Regions from separate parts of the Mus musculus genome. Here region 1 is linked to region 2. A link is a loop called in an ENCODE intact Hi-C map of the cell type or tissue named here. Cell type or tissue: left cerebral cortex. All regions are shown on one strand. Each heading gives the region's core, and the rest is flanking DNA. Links, peaks and the distances in the headings are about the cores only.

Region 1 (5,377 bases), core at 166-5,165, 80 kb after region 2:
GCACAGTTCAGACATAACTCCTTGCCCTTTAAGACATAAGTCCAGTGTGCAACTAGTGCTGTTAGGAGCCAGGTTCTCACTGGGAAATGGAATTGGTGGCAGTCTGTGAAAGGGTGCAGGCAGGGATACTGGGTCCTTTAAGACTAACTGCATGCCATCCCCAGCAGTCAGGCCTAATGACTAAACTAAGGTGAGGTACAGGAACCTGAATAGGAAGGGAGAGTATGGAAGTCCTGTGTTCTCCTCCTGCATTCTGATACATGGGTGTGTGCACTCAACAATCATGCCCCCACACACCTTATTTATTATTTAAGATTTATTTATTTATTTTACCTATAGGAATACACTGTAGCTGTACAGGTAGTTGTGAGCCTTCATGTGGTTGTTGGGAATTGAATTTAGGACCTCTGCTCACTCCGGTTAACCTCGCTCCGGTCGGTGCCCCACTCACTCCAGCCAAATGATTTATTTAGTATTATAAGTACACTGTTGCTGTCTTCAAACACACCAGAAGAGGGCGTCAGATCTCATTATGGGTAGTTGTGAGCCACCATGTGGTTGCTGGGATTTGAACTCAGGACCTTCGGAAGAGCAGTCAGTGCTCTTCTTACCCGATGTGCCATCTCCCCATCCCTACACACCTTATTTATAAAATAATATTTCTTATTTGTGTATGTGTGTGCATGTGTGTATCACAGCAAAATTGTAGTGGCCATATGACAACTTAGTAAATCAGTTCTCTCATTCCATCTCCACGAGGGCTCTGGAAATCAAAGCCCGGTTGCTCTACTCAGTGGCAAGCACCTTTTACATGCCTTCTAACACCTGCTGGCCAGCTTTCCAAAAGCTTCCAGAGTTTAGCCTTGAAGAGAAGTCAAGATGAAGGTCAGCACATGTGGGTCATAGTATCTGCTGCCCTTCGTTCTGGGCCAGGCTGTGGTAGGATGGGAATCCTATTACTTCCTACCCCTGGGTTAGTCCTGAGTGTGCTCTGACTCTCAATGCATCAGACATTAAATGCCGAATAGCCAGGGCAAGACTCCTGAACTATGATGAGAATTTCAGTTTCTAAATGGGGATTTTGTTTAAGACAGGGTCTCGTGTATCCCAGACTGGCCTAGAATCCAGTGTAGCCACGTGAGTATGACCATGGGCAGGTCATCCTTCCGTCCCAAGCTCCTGGATCACAGGCCTGTCACCATGGCTTGAGCTTCTCTGAGCAGAAAAGGCAGACAGAACACAGGACCAAACAACAGGCTTGCCTAGATAATCCTCGGAGGATTCCAAAGCTGGCTTCTAGGGGCACTGTAGACACTGGTGAGGCTTCAGAGGCTGCCCCTGCTAAACTTTAACTCTGACAATGACTCTGGTTTTGAGGAAGTCCTCAACAGGAATAGTATGGCTATTTTAGCTCTGGTCACTAGCTGGCAGTTTTGGATTTCCACAGGAACTCAACAGACTCTTGGCAGTGCTTGGTAAACAAATAGAAACGAGCCTGGAGAGATGGCTCCGAGGTTAAGAAAGAGCACTTGTTCTTGCAGAGGACCTAGTCTTAGTTCCCAGCACCCACACAGCAGCTCAAAATCATCTGTAACTGACTCCCACTCCTTGACCTCCTGGGCACCAGGCCAACACACAGTACACAGATATACACACCAGCAAAACACTCATACAAATAAACTAATTAATTAATAATCATAATTTTTTTAAAAGGCCAGACAAAGCAGGTGAACAAGGCAAGCTGATTTCTATTGAGTCTGTATTGGCTAGTTTTGTGTCAACTTAACACAGGCTGGAGTTATCACAGAGAAAGGAGTTTCAGTTGAGGAAATGCCTCCATGAGATCCAGCTGTAAGGCATTTTCTCAATTAGTGATCAAACAGGGAGGTCCCCTTGTGGGTGGTGCCATCTCTGGGCTGGTAGTCTTGGTTCTATAAGAGAGCAGGTTGAGCAAGCCAGGGGAAGCAAGCCAGTAAAGAACATCCCTCCATGGCCTCTGCATCAGCTCCTGCTTCCTGGCCTGCTTGAGTTTCAGTCCTGACTTCCTTTAGTGATGAACAGCAATGTGGAAGTGTGAGTTGAATAAACCCTTTCCTCCCCAACTTGCTTCTTGGTCATGATGTTTGTGCAGGAATAGAAACCCTGACTAAGACAGAGTCTAAGCCAACTGGTCTACATAGTTTCAGATGAACCAGTGCCACACAGTGAGACCCAGCCTCAAAAAGAAAAAAAAAATAATTTAAAAATAAGGTGCTGTAGAGCCCAGGTAAATATTTTGATTACTGATTTGTGAGATCACACCTTGGTAACTGTTTCTAAATGGAAGAAACATTGTTTCCTTAGAACTTACTTTAGGCAATCTTCTCTGCAACAATGTAACACAGAGTAACAATGTGCCACATAGAGGTCCTGGCCTTTCCTGTGTGAGTACATACATCTATGAGATTTTACAAAGAGGAAGTGTTTACATTTCATGAAATTAAGGGAAAATGTTATGGCTATTTGCTTCTTCTTCTTCCTTCCTTCCTTCCTTCCTTCCTTCCTTCCTTCCTTCCTTCTTCTTCCTCCTCCTCCTCCTTCTTTTCTCTCTCTCTCCTTTCTTTTCCTTCCTTTCTTCTTGAAACAATCTAACTACAATACCCAGCTAAATTCAAACTGTCAGACATCCTACTGCCTCAGACTTCTAAATGCTGTGATTGCAGGTCTGCTCTTTCTTTTCAAAATTTATGTGGTGTGTGTGTGTGTGTGTGTGTGTGTGTGTGTGAGAGAGAGAGAGAGAGAGAGAGAGAGAGAGAGAGAGTTAGAGAGAGAGTTAGTTGGTTCCAGGCCTCATTTCTAAAGAACACCCACCCACACACACACACAAAGAAAGGGTGCATTACAGACAATATAATAGTGTTAAAGTAGACTTAAGGTTGCTGTGAACGCAACCGATCCCACAGAAGAGGTTCCCAGATTACCTATTAAAACGTAACATTCAGTGACTGAAAACTTGAAGACAGGAGGAGGGTGGGTGGATGTGTGAGCACAAATTTCCTAAACTACTGTCTCATGATTCCTATGAATTTGCCTCGATCTCATCTTCAAAAGTTAATAATTACCAAAAGGAACATTTAAAATGTAAGTTTAAAAAACGGAAGTGCCAGCAGAAGAGCTGGTGCGCACAAGCCTTGAACTTCAGGGAAAACTGAGCGCTCTCTGCTTGTTCGGAATTCAGCTTCCCACAAGGCGGTTTCTTCATTACTTTACCGTACGGAGTGGAAATTTGTGCAAAATAGAGGAACTTACGGGGGCGCCTTGAACATTAGAAACTGCTGGCTTAATTCTTTCGAGTGACAAGCAGGGGCTCGGTGACACCGCTCCTCTGGGCTCTGCGAGACAGCACCCCCTGCGCGGCCCACGTGGCCAAAGTAAACAGAAGGTGGGCCTGGGCGGGGAGAGCCCCGGCGCCGCCGGATTGCTGCAGAGTGGAGACTTTAGCGCCCAGGCCCCTCTAGCTCTCCCGGCACGGCCTTTGGGGAAATGGGGAGCGGCTTGGCTGGGCGACAGGGAAGGGGGTGGCAGGGTGTGGGGGCGAGTGGGGAGACGACTGGTGAGGTGCTGGCAGCGGGAGCGCGGGGAGCCAGGGGCCCCTGGAGCGCGCAGGAGGGCGCAGAGTTTCCAAGTGCCTACGCGGCCCCCGCGGGAGACAGAGGCGCGGAGGCCGCCCACGCGTGGGTGTGCGGCCGGCGGCACCCGGGGCTCAGGAAAGGCCGGGGAGGAGCCGAGCAGAGGAGGTCCCCTAGCCCCCCGCGAGGGAGTGAGCGCGCAGCCGGGACTCGCCGCGCCCCCGCGAGGGAGCGAGCGCACGGCCCCGGGTCCCGCCGCGTCCCCGCGAGGGAGCGAACGCACGGCCCCGGGTCCCGCCGCGCCTCCGCGAGGGAGCGAGCACACGGCCCCGGGTCCCGCCGCGTCCCCGCGAGGGAGCGAGCGCACGGCCCCGGGTCCCGCCGCGCCTCCGCGAGGGAGCGAGCGCACGGCCCGCTCCCGCGCTCGCGCCCGCTCCGCTCGCATGCCAGTCACGTCCGCCCCCTCGGCGGCCGCCTGAGAGCCGGCCCCGCCGAGCCTAGAGAACAGACGTCAAACTGCCTTATGAATATTGATGCGGAGGCGAGGCTGCTTTCGTAGAGGAGCAGAAGGAAGCAAGATGGCTGCCCTGTAGGATTTGTTAGAAAGGAGACCCGGCTGCGACGGCGGTGGACTGCGAGGCTGAGGGACCAGAACCAGGTCAGAGCGCTGAGGTCCGCGCCTGTCTCTCTCTCTCTCTCTTTCTTTCCTCGCTCTTGACGGCTGCGGAATGGTCCCTTTCCAATCTCCCTCTCTTTCTCTCGGCCTTGCGGGGACTGTCATGTCACCCACAAATACTAAGAGGGAAGAGGGAAGCCTCACAAATTACAGGAGCTTCTTCAACATGGCTGACAAATATAGTTTTAATTCAGCACCCCCTTCTCCTGCGACCTGCACTTCTGTGGTCCCTTCTTCCTGCTAATGCGTGTCTCCCCTCTGTACCCAGAAAACTTACCTTTGTACCTCCCACCAGCCGCTCTTCTGGCCTTTTAGTCTCAGGAAAGTGAGTGTTTTCTTGGGGCTGCCTTCCTGAAAGAGTTCATCTTTGGGGACCACCACTTTCTCTTTTGATCCTCCTCTCCCCTGTTCTTAGTATAAGTCCAGGGAGCCCCTAGTTCATCCTCAGACACCCCGGAAAGAACACTGACCCGGTGTGTTTGACTCTTTTATCTCCAGTAGTGCTTGTTTGGGTCCTGTTCTGGGTTTGTGTCTCTGGCTTCCAACACGTTTGTCCCCTCGTGGACTACACTAGACAGATGTCACAGTGTGTAGATTCAGGATCCACTACGTGGAGGGCTTTTTTTTTTTTTTCCATTCTTTCTTTTTTTCTCTTGAGTCCTCGCGTTTTGTTATTGGCGCTAAGTGAGAGGGGAAAGAATAGTTTCTCTGCTCCCTGAAACAAGACCAGAACCCACTTTTCTCAAGGTTCACAAGCTCAGAGTGGGCTGTGCCTTCCAGTTTGGGAAATGTGTGTAAGAGAATCTGTGCAAATCTGTGTGTTGGCTTTGTGCTGCCCCCGAATCAGCTCGTTCTGTTCCCCTTAAGTGACAGGCACACACAAAGGCAGGCGCAGGCCGGGGGAGGGGGCGGGCGAAGCGTTTGGAGTTGGAGAAGGCAAGGTCAGGGGCGCCCGAAGAAATGAAACCCAATCCCAGAGAAGATCTCTAACAAGTCCCATCCCAAATTTCCTTCACTCTGGCACTCACTCTTTTATTTGGTCGTTCACAAACACCCCTCCTCACTCTTCACTCAGAGCTTGACTCTCTTCCCT
Region 2 (5,377 bases), core at 56-5,055:
CCTAATTAAAAAAATTCACTGTGAAGTGAAAAAAAAAAAGAGTCCTCAACTTTTCCTCTGTGGAGAAGTGCTGTTTATTCAGTGCACTTTTCACCAATCCTCCCTTCTTCTAAACTCAAGAAGTACAAGGTCTACCCATTGCCTTGAGCTTAAAGATCTCAGCTGCTTAATTTGCCCTTTGATGTTTTTCATTGTTAGGTAGCTCATGAACAGAATGCCCCCCCCCCCCACATAAAAACTGGATCTCCAGTGCACTGGTGAATTTTTGTCAATCTGACACAAGCTGGAGTCATCTAGGAAGAGGCATCCCCAATCAAGAAAATTCTTCCATCAGGTCAGCTGCAGACAAGTCTGCAGAGAACTAAACTTGATTAATGTGGGAGGACCCAGCCCACTGTGGGAAGTGCCGCCCATAGATAAGTGGTCTTGGGATATAAGGAAGGTAGCCTGAGCCTAGAGAGTAAGCCAGTAAGCAGTCTATCTCCATGCTTTCTGTTTCTGCAAGTTCCTGCCTTGTATTCCTGCCCTGATGTCTCTGTGATAAACTGTAAGTTGTAAAATGAAGGAAACCCTTTCCTCTCCCCAGTTGCTATTGGTTGTGGTGTTTATTAAAGCAGTAGAAAGCAAACAGGACAGTCAGCTTCTATTCCGTACCTCACACCATGAAACATTCAACCCCTGTGTTCTTTCTCTAGCCCACAACTTACTGACTCATCTAGCATGGTACGCCAAGCCCCATGTTCCAAGATGTAGGAAGGACAACTGTGACCTCAATGCCTTCCTAACCTATGGTAGTTGGGAAGTTAAATATTTTCCTTCTGTGCTTCCTGCCTCTATATTAAGAAGTTATTTATGGCTTTATGGGAGGTATAACTAATTTGTTCCTGTCTTTCTCAAACCACAGAGAATACAATAGAGTAGATACTTGAGACCTGCTCACAAGCCTTCACCCACTGAAGCGTTTGGAGGCTTTTAAAGGTTTAACGTAATCATCAATTGAGCAACCTTTTGACTACCATTAAAAATAGGATATCATCAAACAACTTCCCCCTGGGAAGGAACTACCCCCTAGTATAACTTCTTTTTCTTTGTACCCTCTTCCTATTTTGCCTGGCTGCATCCTGCCCATCATTTCTTTTAGGGGAAACACTCTGTCAGACCTTGGGGAACATTCAGAACCCATCTTGAAGAGAAAACAGAGCCTCTGATCTACTACCTAAAAATTATGACTCATCTGAGGCAGAAGTACAAACTGTCGAGGCCAGGAATCTGCAACTCTTGTGAGCATCAAAGAAAACTCATAATGACTGTACCAGTGACTCATCTGCCAACTGCTTTTCATCCAAAAAAAAAAAAAAAAAAAAGATAAGTCAAGGTGCAGGAAGCTGGGAGTGAGGCAATACCAGGAAAGTATAAAACAGGCAGTTAGAGGAGGCATGAAGTAAAATGAGACCTGGGAGATGCTCTCAGGAGGAAACCAGGCTGATTCAGAGCATCACTGAGCAATGATGGTGAACATTGCACAAACACCACACAGGCTCATGAAACCCAAGCCTGCAGCAACTGACTGGTATGGAAAAGGGAAGGAGAATTAAAGTGTAAGAGCCTCAACAGATGAGCCCCAGGTTACCAGTTTCTCTGATGGCTCGACGTGGAACCCTGGAGGCAGGAGACAGTCCTAAAGAGAAAACTAATGTGGTGGGAAAAGGGAAGCTGCTTGTGTAGTTGAGGTATCTTCATGCCTCCATCCTCATCATCACTCCCCTGCAGTCTACTTTTCCTGTGTTCGTAGAACACAGAACCATTCTGTTTGTTGGAATTTCCCACCATGCTGCTCTGGACTTCTATTTCTAGTTTAGTATCCATCAAACTATGATAAAGGGCACTTTTTATCCCTGTCTCCTAATAGACGAAATCCTTCACAGAAGTAACAGCATACTCATCTCTGTCTCCTGGAATCTATCAAAGTCTCGTGTCCAAGTAGGCATTTTAAATATCATAATGGATTGAGTCTATTTGAACTGTGCCTTCATATTTCTTTTTTTGTTTGTTTGTTTTCTGGGATTTTCTTGTTTGGTTGGTTGGTTTGGGGTTTTTTTTCAAGACAGGGTTTTTCCATGTACCCCTGGCTGTCCTGGAACTCACTCTGTAGACCAGGCTGGCCTCGAACTCAGAAATCTGCCTGCCTCTGTCTCCCAAGTGCTGGGATTAAAGGCATGCACCACCACTGCCCAGCTGTGCCTTCATATTTCATTTGTGGTCAGTCATGCTGGATGAGAACAAAACTTGGTTATATTTGGGAATAATTCTCTACTGGGCCCTATGAAAATGAATTTCAATTTGTGTTGCTCCACTTAGAGGTTTAGGTAAGGGAAGACAATAGATGGATATTGGTTCATTTATTTCTACAAATCTTGAGCTTCATGCATGCAGCATGCTCTTCTTGGAGCTTAAGATATACTAGTAAGACAATGAAGATCTTTTTTCCTTATATTCAAGTACAAAGCAAAAGAAAGTAGGCCGGTGGGTTAGAAGACGTATACCATAGGAAAGGGAGAAAATACAGGATGACATCAGGAGTTCCAGAATGTACTGTGGGCAGTTCACAGCCCAAAGAGAATGGTCAGGGTGCTATTGCCAAGGTGAGATTTGACCATTTTTGCTTCAAGCAATGGGGCTAGCCCCAAGGATATTTGAAATGGCATGTATAACTTTCTTCTTCCAGCTCCATAGATTTGTAATTTTTGCTAGTGTGGGGCTCAGAAGATGTGGTAAATTTCCCAACTTGCCAGAGTATTTGCTTTTGACTCACACAATAGCTTTGGTGAGTAAGACTATAGTCATTTTGTTACTGCGATGGGACATGAACGAGTGGGAACAGGAACAGAGAAAGGAGAGGCTCTGCCACACTGAAGAGTGGGAAGCCGGTGAGGGGCAGGGACCTTCTCTCTAATCTGAGATTAAGGAAGGTTCTGGAAATATGTGGGTAGAATTAAGTCAAGAGGTAATCATTGGGACACGGCAGCAGACTCCTTTAATCTCAATGCTGGAGAGGAAGAAGCAGAGGCAGGTAGACTTTCAGGAGGTGGAGGCCAGCCTTGTGGAGAGTTCTAGACCAGCCAAGTCAGACCTTGTCAAAAAACAAAAAACAAAAACCAAAACCAAACCAAAACAAAACCTCCTAACTCACTCTACTTCCTAAATGAACACCTTCATTCATTCCTCTTTAGTAAGTTTGAATGATCTAAGCCTGATACAAACATGACTGACACATTTCAGGCACAGTGTACCAAGGAGACAGAGGTGAAGGTGGTGATAATGCAGAAGGGGGAGGGGCCACTGTCCTTAACAAGCTACTGTGACATGGCTACTACACAAGCACCCATACCAGAATAACCACAAGTTAAAAGATCACAGTAAAATAGATTTGTCACACTCTAAGTCAAAAATTAACATTATTTTTCAAAAGACTGAAACTTAGAAGTCATGTTTTCATGTATGATTTGTTGTAAATTGTTGTAAATGTCTTTCCTACCAAATTCCAAAGGCCTGAAAAGTTTTGGTAATCTTCTCGCTGCTGTTAATAACTCAGTGTCTCACTGGGGGCCTAATGGGCACCTTCCCCCACAGTCTCCTCGCCTATAGAAGCAGAAGAGAATGCAGATTCAGACAAATGAGACACTGGAAAAGGTGATGTGACAAGACACATTGGGGCAGCAATTAATAACAGACCATCCATGCAGAGACAAGTGGCTGCACACACAGGAACTCACACATAAAGTGGCTTATCTTAGGAACATGGTTTCTGATAAGAACGTGACAGTTGTGGTCTCCCTAGTTGGTGGTGGTGTTGTATGTAAGCTGGAAGTACTCAGATACTAGAGAAAGACACATTCTCCTCAGCTGTATGTCTCAAAAGTCTCCCCCAAAACTCTGATGACAAGATAACATGTGAACCATATGTAGACACTGTTTAGTGCCATATGATATTCTACATCCATAAGCAGGTTGGTACTTCTACAGAGGGAATTATAAATATATAAATATAAGAGGAAAAAAATAAGTGACTCTTTCACAGAATACATCCTTTATTGTTCTCCAGACTCCATCATTCAAAGGAGGTGGGGGTTTTGGATTTGGGTTTTGGTTTTGGGATTGTTTTATGCTTTTATCTCAGTGCTGACCCTTTCCTGTTTTCATTGCTATATGAAGTACAACTGACTGGAAGGTATCACTTTACCATCCTGACCATAAGTTTCCTGCTGTTTCCTTTGCTCTGTTCCACCTTAGATGCTAAAATGCTCTGTCTCAGAGAAGGCTGAGTCCCCAGCCCTGCATATCTTCACAGAGACGACAGCCCAGCAACACAGCAAAATGACAGAGCCATTGTCTGCGCCCAGCATAGGACTTCCCCCTTTGTATGAGCTGAGTCACATTTTTTCCTGTTGTCAACTTGAAGGCCGTCCGTTGATGTATGATAGGGCTATCTCGCTGATGTATAAAGGCAGGCAGAGAGGTCCCCTTCCACGTGTTTGCCTTACCTTGGACCCTTACCAATTAGAAGCTGCCCACTGGCTCAAAGAGATAAGGCATGGCTTATTAAGGCTCAGACAGAGCACTGAATGAACTAATTTCTGACCATTCACTTCTCGTAGAATGGTTCCTTAGGTTCCTGCCTTGTGCAATCTTACTGATTTTAACAGAGGCCTTTTGGGATGTGTAGATGCATTTTCTGCCTGATATCTGTCCCATTGGCACGTGCTTTAAAACCACAGATACATTTGGTTGGCGGGCACATTGTGAAAACAGGAAGTCAAAGGATGGAAGCAACTGTGAAATAAGCCTAGCAAGTCAAGTTTCTACTTAGGAGCCAAGACAGGAATACTATTCTGAGAAATAACTGAACAAAAGGCAAAGGTCTATGTCTCTCTCAAGAAGGAGGAGTGCCCAGGCAGTGCCTAATTATAATAGTTTCAGTGCCTTATAACCAGTGAAATGGTTTCAGATATTAATCCTCAGTACCACTGGTAGACATGATAAAATCTCCCAAATTAAGAGAAAGGCATGATGACATCTGCAGGCAGAGAAATGTTTGAGATGATACAGTTGTCTGATAATCACCATAGCAAGGAGTTTTAAAAATACATTTTCTGGGGCTGGAGAGACAGTTCAGCAGTTAAGAGCACCAACTGCTCTTCCAAAGGTCCTGAGTTCAAATCCCAGCCAACCACATGGTGGCTCACAACCATCTGTAACAAGATCTGACACTCCTCTTCCACAGTGTCTGAAGACAGCTACAGTGTACTTACATATAATGAATAAATAAATATTTTTAAAAAATAGATTTTCTGTTCTAATTTAGACTCACTGTGTATTC

Evidence for each region. A loop is a pair of places that touch in the nucleus more often than their neighbours do. Peaks named below come from ENCODE experiments on the same cell type or tissue, not always from the same donor. Only the 100,000 strongest peaks of a DNase experiment are listed, where the experiment ranks them.
Region 1: a loop joins it to region 2, with 2.2 times the contacts of the local background. A loop is called at or near these places in 6 of 42 quality-filtered maps.

The regions. Positions count from the first base shown.
Region 1 is chr3:133,543,089-133,548,465 of GRCm38, reverse strand. It overlaps Tet2 (tet methylcytosine dioxygenase 2), which reads left to right and starts at 4,076. Exons shown (of 11, transcript NM_001040400.2): 1 at 4,076-4,266. In left cerebral cortex, for the core only: a CTCF peak has its summit at 3,190; DNase peaks (open chromatin) are centred at 3,399, 3,579, 4,119, 5,119 and 2 more places; H3K4me3 peaks cover 2,031 bases; H3K27ac peaks cover 2,017 bases.
Region 2 is chr3:133,622,661-133,628,037 of GRCm38, reverse strand. No RefSeq gene overlaps it. Among named protein-coding and RNA genes, the nearest start is that of Gm40153, 38 kb to the left of the region's middle. In left cerebral cortex, for the core only: no CTCF peak of the experiment used is centred there; DNase peaks (open chromatin) are centred at 1,293 and 2,801.